Regions from separate parts of the Mus musculus genome. Here region 1 is linked to region 2. The links are chromatin contacts, found by Hi-C or POLR2A ChIA-PET in ENCODE. All regions are on one chromosome and are shown on one strand. Each heading gives the region's core, a stretch centred on a gene start or an enhancer-like site at or near the end of the contact. The rest is flanking DNA. Distances are from core to core; before and after follow the strand shown.

The links. Hi-C counts contacts between places; a loop is a spot of excess contacts on that map. ChIA-PET counts read pairs that join two places held with the same protein, here RNA polymerase II (POLR2A).
Region 1: a map of Patski shows a loop between it and region 2 (2.1-fold over the local background). The contact joins the enhancer-like site here to the promoter of Exoc6 in region 2. A Hi-C loop is called at or near these places in 1 of 37 maps with a recorded cell type or tissue (Patski). POLR2A ChIA-PET finds 5 or more read pairs at or near these places in 1 of 5 experiments (Patski).

The regions. Positions count from the first base shown.
Region 1 is chr19:38,028,829-38,035,731 of GRCm38, forward strand. The region is part of intron 1 of Myof (myoferlin); the gene reads right to left. Among named protein-coding and RNA genes, the nearest start is that of Myof, 11 kb to the right of the region's middle. Within about 2 kb of position 2,028, at least 1 of the 3 ENCODE cell types and tissues checked has a DNase peak (open chromatin) inside an H3K27ac peak, as active enhancers do.
Region 2 is chr19:37,545,583-37,552,876 of GRCm38, forward strand. Exoc6 (exocyst complex component 6) reads left to right here and starts at 4,836. Exons shown (of 22, transcript NM_175353.2): 1 at 4,836-4,983. The coding sequence starts at 4,883. Gm41842 (a long non-coding RNA gene) reads right to left here and starts at 732. Exons shown (of 2, transcript XR_877841.1): 1 at 181-732; 2 at 1-43.

The DNA of each region.
Region 1 (6,903 bases), core at 778-3,277, 480 kb after region 2:
GCCCAAGACTTCCTGCAGAGAAAAGGGTAGGAGAGTCTTTGCCCCAAGTCAGCTTCATTTTCCAGCCTGGGCTCTTAGATGCCACTATAAGCTGAGGAACCAAGCAACCGGTGGCTTTTTCAAGCCTTCCCAGCCTAATGACCTGCTTCTTCCGACTCTATCCAGATGTCTCCACTAGGAAGTCCTGGGACCTAATACTCATGAATACTAGCTTTCATGTTTAGGTTTATAATCTGCCAGACACTCTGCTAAGAACTGCCTAGAGGTTACCTTTTTTTTATTTTAATTTTAAATTTAATTTTAGTTTTTTGAGATAGAGTCTCATGTCCAGGCTGGCCACAAACTTGATATATAGCCAGAGATGACCCTGAGGCCATCCTGCCTCAACCTCCCACACTGTAGGATTACATATATGCCTTTAGGCAGAAATTAGGCAGGGCCTACTGAATGCTAAATAAGTATTCTACAAACACACATACATACACACACACACAGAGAGAGAGAGAGAGAGAGAGAGAAAGAGAGAGAAGAGAGAATTGGCCTAGTCCCATTACCCTCATTTCAAGGCACAAGAAAGTTAAACAGTTTATCCAAGGCCACCCACCAGTAAGAAACAAAGGTAGACTTTGAATACAGCTGTTCCAGCTCTTGGAACACTCTGACATCTGACTGGTGTATATCTGAGACATAGTTTGCTAGAGAGTGAATCCAGGCTGTCCTCAGCAGATTCAACTGAGGATATGATTCTTAGGGGCCCTCCGAGCCTTCTTTCAAATGGGGATTCAAAGGCTCAACCAGACACAGAGGCAGCAAGGACCCAGTGAAAGAGTAAAACTGTGCCTAAGACGGAGGGACGTTCCTGTGAATCAGAAGTAGTAACTGCTTCCATCAGCCAGCCCCTACCCAAGACATTGTAGCAAAAGGAAGTCAACCCCAGAAGAGAATTTTGAAAACGAAAGCAAAGCAAAGTAGAAATTGTGACCATCAGAGCCCGTTATTCCCAGGAGGAAAAATGACTGACTGAAATTTACCGGGAGCCTCAGTCTCTCAGCCCACAGCTACTCTATCTCTTTAAGGAAAGCATCATCAATGTCAAGAGTTTTAATACATTCTCAGCCCTCCATGTTACGGTGCAGTTGACTCTGGCCTCTAGCTCCTGAAGAAGCTGGCTGATTGTTGGCTACAGATCTGAGGAAGGGCAGGGAGTCAGAGGTGGAAGTGGGCTGCTCTTGGTCAGTGGAGCATAGAAAGGATCAGAGGATGGAATTAAAGTGTGAGATTCCATGCTCAAAGAGAGTTGTGCTCTGAGCTGAGAAGGCAGCCATGGACTATGACCGCCCCCCCCCCCCCCAGGCAAGTTCTCTTCCTTCTCTGCCTCTTCCTGCCTACATAGCTTTGCTCTCTCTCCATCTCACACATTCCTACAAAACAGATGTAACCGTTCCCTAGGCAGCTCCAGGGGCTGCGAACAACAGGTGAGACCACGCTCATGAAATGACTTTGAGCATGTAAATGTATGGGAGGGGGAGGGGGGAAGGGCTTCTTCTCCAAGGCATGCCACTCGCAAAGAGAGCACTGGGACTCTCAGACAATGCTATGGAGTCAGAAGTGTCCAGACCAAAGGCACCAGCATCCACAGTCTCAACCCAGTAGGGTAAGAAACCCAAGGGCTGAATTTCCGAAGGTGTTCATGCTTTTTATTCCAGAAGCTTAAGACATGAAGGCAGGGTGACCTCTGTGTGTTAGAGGCCAAGATGGTCTGCATAGTAAGTTCTAGGACCACCAGAGCTGCATAGTGAGGCACTGTTAAACAACAATAATAACAACAACAACAAAAAAAAAAGGTCCAGGAAATTAAAAAAAGAAAATCAGACACCTCTGTACCAAACCAGACTGAAGAGGAGGAAGTTGAGCTTCCATGGAGCTCTCTTGGGTCCAGAATTCCTAAAGTGTTGCAGCTCTTAGAAGAGAAGCAGGGAAGTTTGGGCAGTGTGCATAGTGCAGGCAGCCTAAGTCCTAGGTCTCTTGTCTGCAATAGAGGCAGAGGCGGAGGCGGAGGCGGAGGCGGAGGCGGAGGCGGAGGCGGAGGCGGAGGCGGAGGCGGAGGCGGAGGCGGAGGCGGAGGCGGAGGCGGAGGCGGAGGCGGAGGCGGAGGCGGAGGCGGAGGCGGAGGCAGCACGAACCTGGCCAGCTAAGTGGTCTAAGATCCAGAGATGAATGCTTTGGGAGAACTCTTCCCCAAGTGTTACAGCTCAATAAAGACAGACACTCTCAGACGATTCTTGGTGGAAATAACTTATGCCCTTTATTCCAGGGACTATACAAACCTTGAGGAGTGTGGTAGCATTTAGGTAGATGTTTCCCGTTGGCTGAGTTTGAGATGTTAGTGATGCTCTATTTGCATGGTGAAGGACTCCAAGTACTATTTAAGAAAGTGACTGCCCACGGTGGGGTGTCGTGGTTATGTCCCAGAGCAGGTACAGAGATAGGTAGGGAACAGCCCTACTCCCGCCAGTCTCAGATCTCTGAGATTCTCGGGGGTCTGAGCTCACACAACCTTGCCGGTTCTTATGCCTGTCCGTTGCATGGCCCACCTGCCCTGCACTAAACTCCTTTGGAAGAGATAAGAATGCCCAAAGGGCCGTGGATAGGGGAGTGTCGGCCACAGACAGACATGGCTGAGATAACACTCAGCTCTGCATAGGAAACAACTGTATGATGGCCTCAGAAGAGGAGAGTGTGGTGGTAAAACCCCACCTCTGCCTGAACCTGCTATGAGAATCTTACCTAGATACTTAACCCATTCTACTTAAGACAGCTTCTCTAGCTGGAAAAGATTTCACTTCTGGGCTGAAGAGAAGGCTCAGTGGTAAGAGCACATACTGAGCAAGCATGGGGACTTGAGTTGGGATCTTCAGAACCCTTGTAAAAGAAAATGGATGTAGATGCATGTGCCTGTAATTCTAGCAACTGGGGTTGTAGATGCTTGTACCTGAAATCCTAGCAATTGGGGTTGTAGATGCTTGTACCTGTAGTCCTAGCAATTGGGGTTAGAAGATTGAAAAGGCTTGGTGGCTTCCAGTCTAGCCTAGCCTAAAAGTTCAAGCTTCAGTGAGAGATCCTATCTTAAAGGAATGAGGTGGAGAGCAAGAGAGGATGCTCAGAGTTCTCCTTTGACCTCCACATGCTTATGCAAGCATACCTTCCTGCATACACATTAACGAGCAGACACACACCTTAAAGAAAGACTTTATAGCCAGGAGGTGGTGGTGGGTCATACCTTTAATCCCAGCTCTCTAGAGTCAGAGAAAGGTGGATTTCTGTGAGTATGAGGCCAGCCTGGTCTACAGAATAGACAGAGTCACACCTAGAAATCCTGTCTCACACCCCCCCCCAACACACACACACACTTTTTCTATTTTCAGTGAATAAAATTAATTAATTAAAATGTAATTAATAAATAAAAATAAAGCAGTTACATAGTCCATAAAAACTGTCAAGTTCTCATCCTCAATGTGACCTGCACATGAAGACAACTTAAACATTTGATTAGGGGCTGGAGAGATGGCTCAGTGGTTAAGAGCACTAGCTGTTCTTCCTAAAGACCCAGGTTCAATTCCCAGCACCCACATGGCAGTTTACAACTGTCTATGACTCCAGTTCCAGGAGGTCTGACACCCACACACAGACATACATGCAATCAACACACCAATACACATAAAATAAAATAAAAATAAATAAATAAATCTTTAAAAAAACAACAAAAATTTGATTCATCAAACTCTGCTTTGCTTGCAGCATAGCATTTAGGCTGCCTGTGGGCACAATCCCAGCCTAGCTCGATCCAGACTCTCCAAAGAGCTAGAAGATGCCTGACCTAACAGCCTTCACCCAGAGTTACTGAATACTTGTATTTGTAAGGCCCAGGCAGAAATCATCAAAAGGGCGCAGAGACAGGGAGGGGCCAGGCAGGGAGGAAGGATGAGCAGAACCATAACTTCCTACATTGTTAGTGAAAAGAAAGATGGCAGAACTGTTTTCCCAATTTCTATGCAGGACTACTGGGATGAAAAAAGATGGCGTAGGTTAAAAAAAAAAAAAAAAACCAGAAATCTGTGGTTAAAACAGAATGGGGCCTCACCCTGCCAGTTAAATATGAGATTTAAAAAAAAAAATGCTTTGTGTAAAATAGGTTAGGCCTTTATTTCCTGCTAATAAAATAGCCTGATCTAGATTATCAGTGGAACTGATTCGCTGCTAAGCTATTTCACCTCTGTGCCTCTGAGTCACACAGCCTGTCATAAATGCTTGCATTACCTTGTGACAAAGCTCGGCCAGGAGGGCTAGGCTTTGTTCCTTCTCTCCCTGTCTTAAAAACATTCTTTTGTCCTTGGTAAATTTCTCTCTGCTTTCTGACTTGATCCAAATGATGCCAGCATACTGAACAACTCAACCCCTCCAGAGGGGCCGCCAGAGTATTCATTCGGCTTGGTGTCATGGTCCAGTTATGTATATTCTCCTCATGGGAACTGAGCTCCATCAGAGCCCAGGGACAATCTGGAATGCAATTAAACCCAGCCCTGCCTCTGCCCAAGTCCTCTGCATGGAACATGAAGGTGAAAGAAGACGTCCCTACGAGAACCCTGAGGATTCAGCAGTGGAGGTGCGTGCTGCGTGAGCACTAAGGGGCGAGAGAGCGGCGTGAGCTGATTCCTCAGGCTGCTTCCAGTCCAAGCCCCCTGAAGATTCAGCAGCAGTCAACACTCAGTGCCCTTTGCTCCCACTGCCTCAGTGCGAATGCTCGCACATGCGCTGTGTGGGGTAGTGACAATTACACCTTCCATTTGACAGATGAGGCCACCGGATCTGCAGGTTCTAGCAACCATAAGCAAGTGGAAGACCTGGTCACTCAGCTGCTGGGGCCATCTGCTGCAATCTCTGCTGCCATCCCTATAGGCCATCAGTGACCACGTGCGGATATGTACATTTAAACTAGTTGCACTTAAGAGTAAAATTTCAAGCCCTTGGTCATAGTGGCTGCATTTTGGTGATTGGAAACCACATGTGGCTAGTGGCTTCCTGTCACACAGGGTGGATCTTAACTATTTCCACACCACAGGAAGCTCCATTGGACAGAAAGTCTCTAGATAAACCTGAAAATGAGTGCTGGATGGCTTTAAAAAGGGGGGGGAGGGGTTGATTGATTGATTGACTGATTGACTGATTTCAGGGCTTTGTCTGCATGCATGTCTGCATTCCAGAAGGAAAGCATCAGATTCCATTATAGGTGCTTGTGAGCTGCTATGTGGGTGCTGGGACTTGAACTCAGGACCTCTGAAAAAACAGCCAGTGCTCTTAAGCACTGAGCCATCTCTCCAGCCCTCTAAATGACATTTTTTAAATTAGTAAAATATTCTGATTTGAGCAAGTTGACTGTTGTTTTCTTCATTAATTAATTTCTTTATTTACTTTATATCCTGATCGAGGCTTGTCCTCCTTCCTCTCCTCCCAGTGCCTCCATCTTCCCTCTCCTCCCTCCATCCCTCCCTCTCTCTCTCTCTCTTTACAGAAAGGGAGGCCTCCCAGGGATATCAACCCACCTTGGCATATTAAGCTGTAGTAAGACTAGGTGCATCTTCTCCTATTGAGGCTACTAGATAAGGCAGTTAGGGGAAAGGGCTCCAAAGGCAGGCAACAGTCAGAGACAGCCCCTGCTCCAGCTGTTAGGAGTCCCACATGAAGACCAAGCTGCACATCTGTTACATATGTATAGGGGGCCTAGGTCTGTCCCACCCGTGCTCTCTGGTAGGTGTTTCAGTCTCAGTGAGCCCCTAGCTGACTGGTCATTTTAACTCGACTAGACTCAGGGTAGCCTTCTAAAGGAGAGCTGCACACCACTGTCTACAGCTCCAGTGTTTACTGTAGCCTAAAGGTAAGAGCACCACTGTGGATATTTAATAACAGAACTGTGTACTTGAAACGGTTGAGATGACAAATGTTATGCCTTTCACCACAATGAGAAACAAAGAACTTAACCTTGTACCTAAGAGATGCCCTGGCACACTCTCGCCAATAAATCAGACATAGGCTCTGCTGATTCTGGTACAGTCATAGCTATACCTAAAGGGCATTCCACTTAGTCTAACCCTGAGCTGCCCCTGAGAAATGTCCTCCAGGCTTCTGTGCATCCTCCACAGGTGGGAAGAGAGGGAGGGTGTGATCACTTGAAAGTACTTTAGATTCACCACCATTTCTCCTTATAATACCTTAGGAGGTGCACCTTACTCCCAACCTTTTATAGATGAAGAAATGAAAGCTAGATATATAGTTACCCAAAGATTTTTCACCTCCTAGTAATAAAACCAGGGGCAAAACTTCACCTCCCTAGTCCAAAGACCATCCTTTTCTACATACTGTGTTGATCATAGAAAGAAGGGACACTTTATATAGGAGGTTGGGTCAAGTGGTTGTCTAAAAACGGGTCTAAATTTACTGAGCTGAAAGGAGATGAGCCAAGTGGTTCAAGTTCTGGGCTTTCAGGTCTCACACTGCAGTAGATACATCTGGTATACCTGGGGTTTGTGTCCTGGGCTGCTGTACTTTTGGATCACAGACATTGGGATGAACCAATCTCACACAACTATGCCAACTGGGGTCACTCTCTTGAGGTCTGTCTTGGGGACAATGTGGGGGGGGGGGAATGAGAGAGGGTGAGAAGAAGTAACTGGAGGGAAAGAGAACACAGGGCTGCAAATGGCCCTTGCCTGACAGTAGTCTGGCCCCTTGGAGCCCATAATCTATATTCTGTAAGATCTCTCTGAGGCTTTAGAAACCACGCTTTCCTTGCACAAGCTTGAATGAGCTTCTGCTCCTTGCAGAGTGACACTTGGCGGTGGCACCTTA
Region 2 (7,294 bases), core at 3,586-6,085:
GACAGTCTTCTTATTGTATCTTCTTGATTTATCTTTCACTTTCCTGGGGAGAGATTTTGGGTGAGTCTCTGGCAGTTAATATCCATTGCCCAAAAAAACCTTAAGTATATATTCGAAATCTGCCCATGTGTCCTACCACCCCCATTCCCTTTCTCAAAGCAGACTGATGAAACCACTTACCTCATACTCCCCACTCCCCACCTTTTTGTATTAAAATGTGCAGATAAGATAGTGGGCTGAGGATGTAGCTCAGAGGTATCGTTGCTAGACAACTCAGGTCTGTAGCTGTAACTAGACTCTCAGGTTCATTACTCACAGGAAAAAAGATAGTTGTATGACGTCCTAGGTTTGCGCTCCAATGTTGGTGAAAAAATGTTGAAGAGACTGGAGCTGGTCTAGGAAGATGGCTAGGGGGTAAAGTGTTTACTGTGCAAGCGTAAGGTCTAAGTCCAACCCTCACCTCCAACAGACAAAAAGCTGGGCCCAGCAGTGCGGCTCTGGAATCTCCGTGGTCCTATTGTGAGATGGGAGGTAGGGATAGGAGAAGCCATGGAAGCTCACAAGTCAGCACAAAGAGCTGTCTCAAAGCAAGGCGGAAGGTGAGGGCCAGCATCCCAGGTTCTTCTATAATTCCCATGTGTATGCAGCTGCAGCCATATGATCTCTCTCTCTCCCTCTTTCTCTCCCCCCTCTGTCTGTTCCTCTGTTCCTCTGTCTCTGTCTCTGTCTCTGTCTCTGTCTCTCTCTCTCTCTCTCTCTCTCTCTCTCACACACACACACACACACACACACACACACACACACACACACACAAGACACAAGAAGGAACCAGGGGAGACCACAAATCAGTAAAAAGTAAAAAGAAACTGGGTTTATTATAGTTTGGCCAGCCCAGGGAGAAAAACAAAGCCAAAACTTCCTAATTCTCTCTAGCTTTCCCATGGCACTCTTACAACTCACAGAAGAAGGGAAGCAAAGGTTTGGAAATATATACACTTTTAGCTTTAAGATATGCTTACTGGTCCTCTCTGGGGGGTTGAAGGGAGGGAGGGAGGTGCTGGGCTTTTCCATGGCCGCCATTTTCATCTTGGAGAGTCTGTTAGACTGTTAACACTTGCCTAGCATGCTCAAGGCCGTTAATTCAATAAGGACCAACGAACCAACCACCAACTGAGCAAGCAACCAAAACAAAGTCAAAGACAGAAAAGTGTAGTTACAAACACATTTAGATTTAAATTCTTAGCAAAAACCAAACCAAACAAAAAACCTCCCAAAACAAAAATCAAAAAACCCTTTAGGTACTAACAGAACTATCAGAAAGCCACAGAGAGGAAATAGCAAAAACTGCTTTCGATGGAGAAGTGGTAACTGGACCAACTTCCCTTTGAATCGAGCAGAAGAATGACCAGTCCTGACAGCCGGGCAGTTTCTCTGGGCGGGGGACTGAAGGGGCCCAGTAAGAGGCATCTTCTAGCATCCCTGGCTTCCCAAGGGAAGCACTGTGAACTGGCTTTGGGCAGATGCTATGAAGATTGTGAAGAGGAGGGAAAAGGTCTGTGAGGCCAATGCTTAGGAGAAGAGCACCTCTGCAGGAGACGGCTGCTAGCTGTAAGCTGGCCAGTCCGACAAGCCGCTCTTACATGCATAACCCACTTTACTCTCCAGAACCATGCATTCTAGCCTTGCTTACTTCCTGAGCTCCGGACTTTGCTGTAGAAGGAACTAGATTTTTACTTCTTTGTAGGAGAGAGAAAAATCTGTCCTCATTGTTTTGCAAGGCTTTCAGTTTTCAGCCTTCTTTCCCATTCTCGAGAGCTGAACCTGCAAGTAGGGAGCACGCACACCAGCTAGGGCTGCCTGGGGAGCTGGAGAAGCAGTCAGCAGAGGCGAGTCGAATTTATTTTTAATAAAGACCCATTTGCACGAATAGCGGTGAGATTTATATCCTTTGACAGAAGCCCATAAATACTGTTTCTCACACTGAACTCTAGATGGATATGGGCGGAGGGGACTTGCAGTTGATCTACACTGAGCCGCAGGTTTCTATTAAGGTAACTTTAAGGTCAATGCACACACACAAAAAAGCAATTTTGAAGAAACTACTAATAATTTCATAGTTTAAGCCAGTTGTGGTGGCACATGCTTTTAATCCCAGTTCTTGGGACGCAGAGGCAGATAGATCTCTCCATTTGAGGTCAGCCTGATCTACCGAGTGAGTTCCAGGACAGCCAGAGCAACACAGAGTCTCATAAAACAAACAAACAATAAAATCATTACAATAATACTTTCATAGTTTAAAGTTCTAATTGGTACCGATCACGGGGTACTTATGTTCTACCCTTCGCTTTGACCTGTTTGGACTAATGCATCCTAAATTCTTCAGTTACTTCGGAATAACTTCAGTGTTCTTTGGTTAAAAAACAAACAAACAGACCTCCATTTTCTCTGCTATGTTAAGAATTCTATGAGGAACTATTATAGTTGCAAATTAAAAAAAAAGTTATATGAACTCAAGGACCTTAACACATGGGACAATACTGTCAGTCAGAGGAGAGACACATTTTGTTGTTGCTGCTGTTGTTATTCATATTCTGAAAGCACAAGGAAGTGGGATTTCCCAGAGAAGGCTGGATTCCCTTGTACCAAAGAGACAGTGGAAGAGGGAGGAGGCTTCCGTGGCTTTACTCTGACTTGTAGTGGCACTGATCCCTGGTGGGACGCGCAGTCCGGTGTAGTGGATTCTCTGGCTCTCCAAGCCAGCAGGCACTGAAGTTTCTGGGACTCAGGTGTGCGAAGTAAATAAAACTTGGCTGGGGAGAGATGGCTTAGCTGTTAGGAGCATCTGCTGCTTTAGCAGAAGACCTGGCTTTGATTCCTAGCACTTACATGATGGGTAAAAACTGTCTGTAATTCCAGTTGCGGACACCCTCTTCTAGCCTTACTGAACTCTGTTTGTTGTGTGTGTGTGTGTGTGTGTGTGTGTGTGTATACACACACACATATATAGGCAAAACACTAGTACACATAAAGTAAATTTATTTTATGTATATGTGTACACAGTAGCTGTGCAGATGGCTGTGAGCCATCATGTGGTTGCTGGGAATTGAACTCAGGACCTCTACTCGCTCCAGCCCCGACAATGTAGCTGTCTTCAGACATACCAGAAGAGGGCATCAGATCTCATTACAGGTGGTTGTGAGCCACCATATGTTGCTGGGATTTGAACTCAAGACCTTCCGCAGAGCAGTCAGTGCTCTTAACCACTGAGCCATCTTTCCAGCCCCAAAAACTTTTATTAAAAGGGGGCCGGATATGATGGTTCATACCTTTAATCCCAGCACTTGGGAGGCAGAGGCAGTCAGACATCTGTGAGTTCAAGGCCAGCCTGGTCTATGTAGTGAGTTCAAGGCTACCAGAGCCACACAGTGAGAAAGTCATAGGCAAAGACTATGATAGCATTTGGAATCTGGCAAAGAAAAGGAACAAATTCTTTCCTAGAGTCTGGAAAAAAATGCAGTTGTGTCGCCATGTTGACTATAGCCCAGTGAGCATTCTAACAGATTACACTTGAGTCATTTTATGCTCTGGCATTTGTTACAGAAATAATGGAAGTTAATATAATATAGGATGTAGTACAAGGTAGATACCACAGTTATTAGCAGCTGCGGCTGGGGACACTGAGATAGAAAAGTATTAAGTTTTGCCTAGTGTCACATGACTGAGTGGGGTTTGGGACAGTTGTCTTCAGAGGACATGTTCTTAATTGTTTCTCAATATCATCTCCCAGGATTTCTTATGGGGAGGAAGAGGAGGAGGAAGAGGGAGAAAAGGAGAAGGAGGAAAAGGAGGAAGAAGAGGGAAAAAGCTGGTAGTAGAGGCCCAGGGAAGAGAGTGAGTCTGACAGCTGGCTCGTGCAAAGCCTGCCTGACTCACAGGGAAGCTCAGAGCTCCTGAACTTAGGGAGAGCAGAAAATTAGTTGTCCCTCTGGCTAGGTTTGAACTCTTTTCTGACTAATCTTCCATCAGTGCTTTGATCATGACAAGCTGGTTTACACGGTGTCCTAGATACAGGTTGTTAAGCAAGCCTCTTTTTCTACATGTGTCCCTTTGCTCAAGCCACCTGCCATTTCCTTCTACCACTTTATTGCTCATTCTTTCCCCCTAGAAGTCTATTCCCACCCCAGCCCAGCTACCACTCCCTGGGAGCGCTTGGATTCAAGAGCTTCAGCATGAAATCCAACATTGCCCTGGGCCTCTTTTCTACGTTGCCAGCAAGCGCCTTAGTCTTGTTCTCATTTTCCCTCATTTTGATAGTTTATGTCCAATATGACTAACCTCGGTGAACTTGCATCCGGCAGGGGACACGATTTTTTCAGAGCAGTCGAGGTATAGAATTTTTGTTTGTTCTTAAAATAAATCTCAACGACACACTCAGTTTTGATTTTCGGGAAAGCATTTGCTTTTCTCTGACTCCCCACTATTTAAAGCCCATCAGGTGCTCAGTAGCTTCTATCACTATTACTGAGGGCGTGTGACCGAGGGTCACCTCCGTTATTGCTAGGGTACCTGCAGTGCACAACAGCACACACTGCACTAAAACATCTCTAGATAACTAAGGGCAGGTCGCGAGGAAAGATGGAGGTGGTGGTTCCCCTCCCCTCCCGGCCACCCCCCCCCCCCGCCCCGATCCCCACCCTCTCCAGGTCATCCTTACCTCCCCAGGGGCGGGCTCCACCCGGGCGGGCCCCACCCACTGCGCCCCACCCCTCCAGGCCCCGCCCCTCCCCGCCCCGCAGCGCCGCGCCGCGCTTGCGCCACCTGCCGCTCGCTCCTGTGGTCCGCGCGCCGCCGCGCCCGGCCGGCGCCTCCGCTTCCAGCCAAGATGGCGGAGAGCTGCGAGGCTCTGGGCACGGTCCCGGAGCACGAGCGGATCTTGCAGGAGATCGAAAGCACCGACACCGCCTGCGTAGGGCCCACCCTCCGGTAAAGTTCTCACATGCCCCGGCTTTCGGGCTGCCCTGACCAGGGACTCCTTAGGAGCCGGGCGGGGCGTCCGCTGCCGGGTGCGCGCGCGTCGGCCCGACAGGTGGTGCGCGCGGGGGCGGGCGCTCGTGGGCTGCGGGACCCGGAGGGCCCGGGCACCTGTCACCGCGCCGCCTGTGGGTGTGGCTGCCAGGGTGTCTCTGACCCGGAGAGCCGCCCCAGCCTAGGGCCTTGATGCCCCAAGGCCCTGACCCCTAGGCGGAGGCTGTCTGCTCTGTGCTGGGGACGAAGGTCACCTGCAGGTGGCCGGCGTGACTGATCCCGGTGCCAAGTTGCGCGCTGATGGAAACCCCAGCGCACTGACTGCTCTGGGCGTGGGAGAATTGAAATTGAGCGGGAGACGCCAGCACCTTTCTCCCACGCTGCAGCACCCTTCTCCCCGGGCGAGACGCGAGCGTGGGCTGACAGCTCGAGTTCACGCAGGGGTGACGATGCTCTTGGGACAGGAAGCTTTTACTTATTGACAAACGTTATGTTGATTTTGTATTAAAATTTCAGCGTATTTTAAATGGATCCAAACCCACTCTCTTTAGGAATAGTACCAGTTAATGAATAGTCCATACCGGACGGAATACTTTCTGCCCCCATAGACTGGTACTGGTACAGAGCTATTAGCCATTAACACTAGGTTAGACACTTCAAGGATTACAATTTCATCTTTTGCAATTAGGATGAATGAACTTGTGGTTCATTAAGGGAATTTGAGACGGATTGTGCTTTGTCAGTAGTCTTTCTTCAGGACACACTTCCTGGAAATGGAATTCTGTTTTCTCACTGTAAATGTAGATAAAATGAAGTCAGTTCAACTTGTAAATTCACTTTGCCCCAGGGAGCCAGATCATGTGGTGTGTTTCTTGTTTCTTTCTCATAAACCTGTCACTGATGACTGAAAAAATCATTTAACCCCCTTGGCCTTGTTTTTGTATTTGTAGAACGGGGTGGGGTTGGGGTGGGGGTGGGGGTGGGAAGTTGTTTAGAACATGAGAGATCTTGCCCATTTATTCTCTACCTCCAAGCACTTAATAGGCAGGTTATGTTTTTTTATTACAGAAAGTTCCTGCTATGATATGCAAAGGCCTCATTAGTATCTTTTAATTTTCTTTTTCTTTCCTTTGTTTTTGTTTGCTAGACAGGGTTTCTCTGTGTAGCCCTGGCTATTCTGGAACTCACTTTGTAGACCAGGCTGTCCTCAAATTCAGAGGTTTACCTGCCTCTGCCTCCCATGTGCTGGGATTAAAGGTGTGCATCACCAATGCCCAGCTCCTTATTGTTAATTTTCTTACATGAATTTTACATATACAGTAGTTTAAAATAGGAGTCAGACTCAAAGAAAACTTTGTGACATCTAGATTCCACTGAAGGACCTCTCCAGTCTCATAGGACAGCCATTCCTTAATGTGTTCATGAAGCAGTTCATTTGCCAGGGGTCAGGAAATGCACTTTTGTCTTTGGTAGCTACCCAGCCAGTGTGGACTAGAAAATGAATCCTCATTGGTATGTTACCCCTGGTTTTCAGGAGGCTGGAAATCAAGTCCCTTTGTTGGACCCTAGGAATGATACACATCAGGACTGGCCATCACCCAGTAGGAGTGGCTTATAATAGAGGTCAGCAGTTTAACGTATTTTGAGACTATTTCACTATATTGCCTTGGCTGTCCTGGAACACACCATGTAGATGAGGCTGGCTTTGAACTCACCAAGATCTACCTGCCTCTGCCACAGCTTGTTGAGATTGCTACCATTCTGGTCAAGTTTTAAATTATATATTGTCTGGGTGAGGTATCCAAACATCCTGACGCCCACTAGAGAATAATCTAGTAGCTGTGCAGGTGCATAGCACATAGGGTATTGGATATCAACCTTACTTTAGATTCTTGGGCTTGTGTAAGATCTAGATTATAGGCAGAGTTGCGATTCTTGCTGTGAATCCTGCCTTACCTCAGCAATGTGGGCGCACCTCACCTAGCGAACTGAGCAGGGTCTAACAATGAAAGAACAGAGAAAAGGGGCCTGTGTGTGTGTGTCTGTGTGTGTGTGTGTGTGTACACGCACTCTCTCTCAAAATTGTTTTTATTTTATTTTATCTTATGTGTATGAGTATTTTTTTCCTGCATGTGTGTCTGCACTGTTCGTGAACCTGGTGCTGAGGATGTCAGATCTCCAGGAGCGGGTGTTACGGACTGGACTCCATGTTGCAAGGCACCACGTGGGTACTGGGAACTGAACCTGGGTCTTCTAGAAGAGCAGCCAG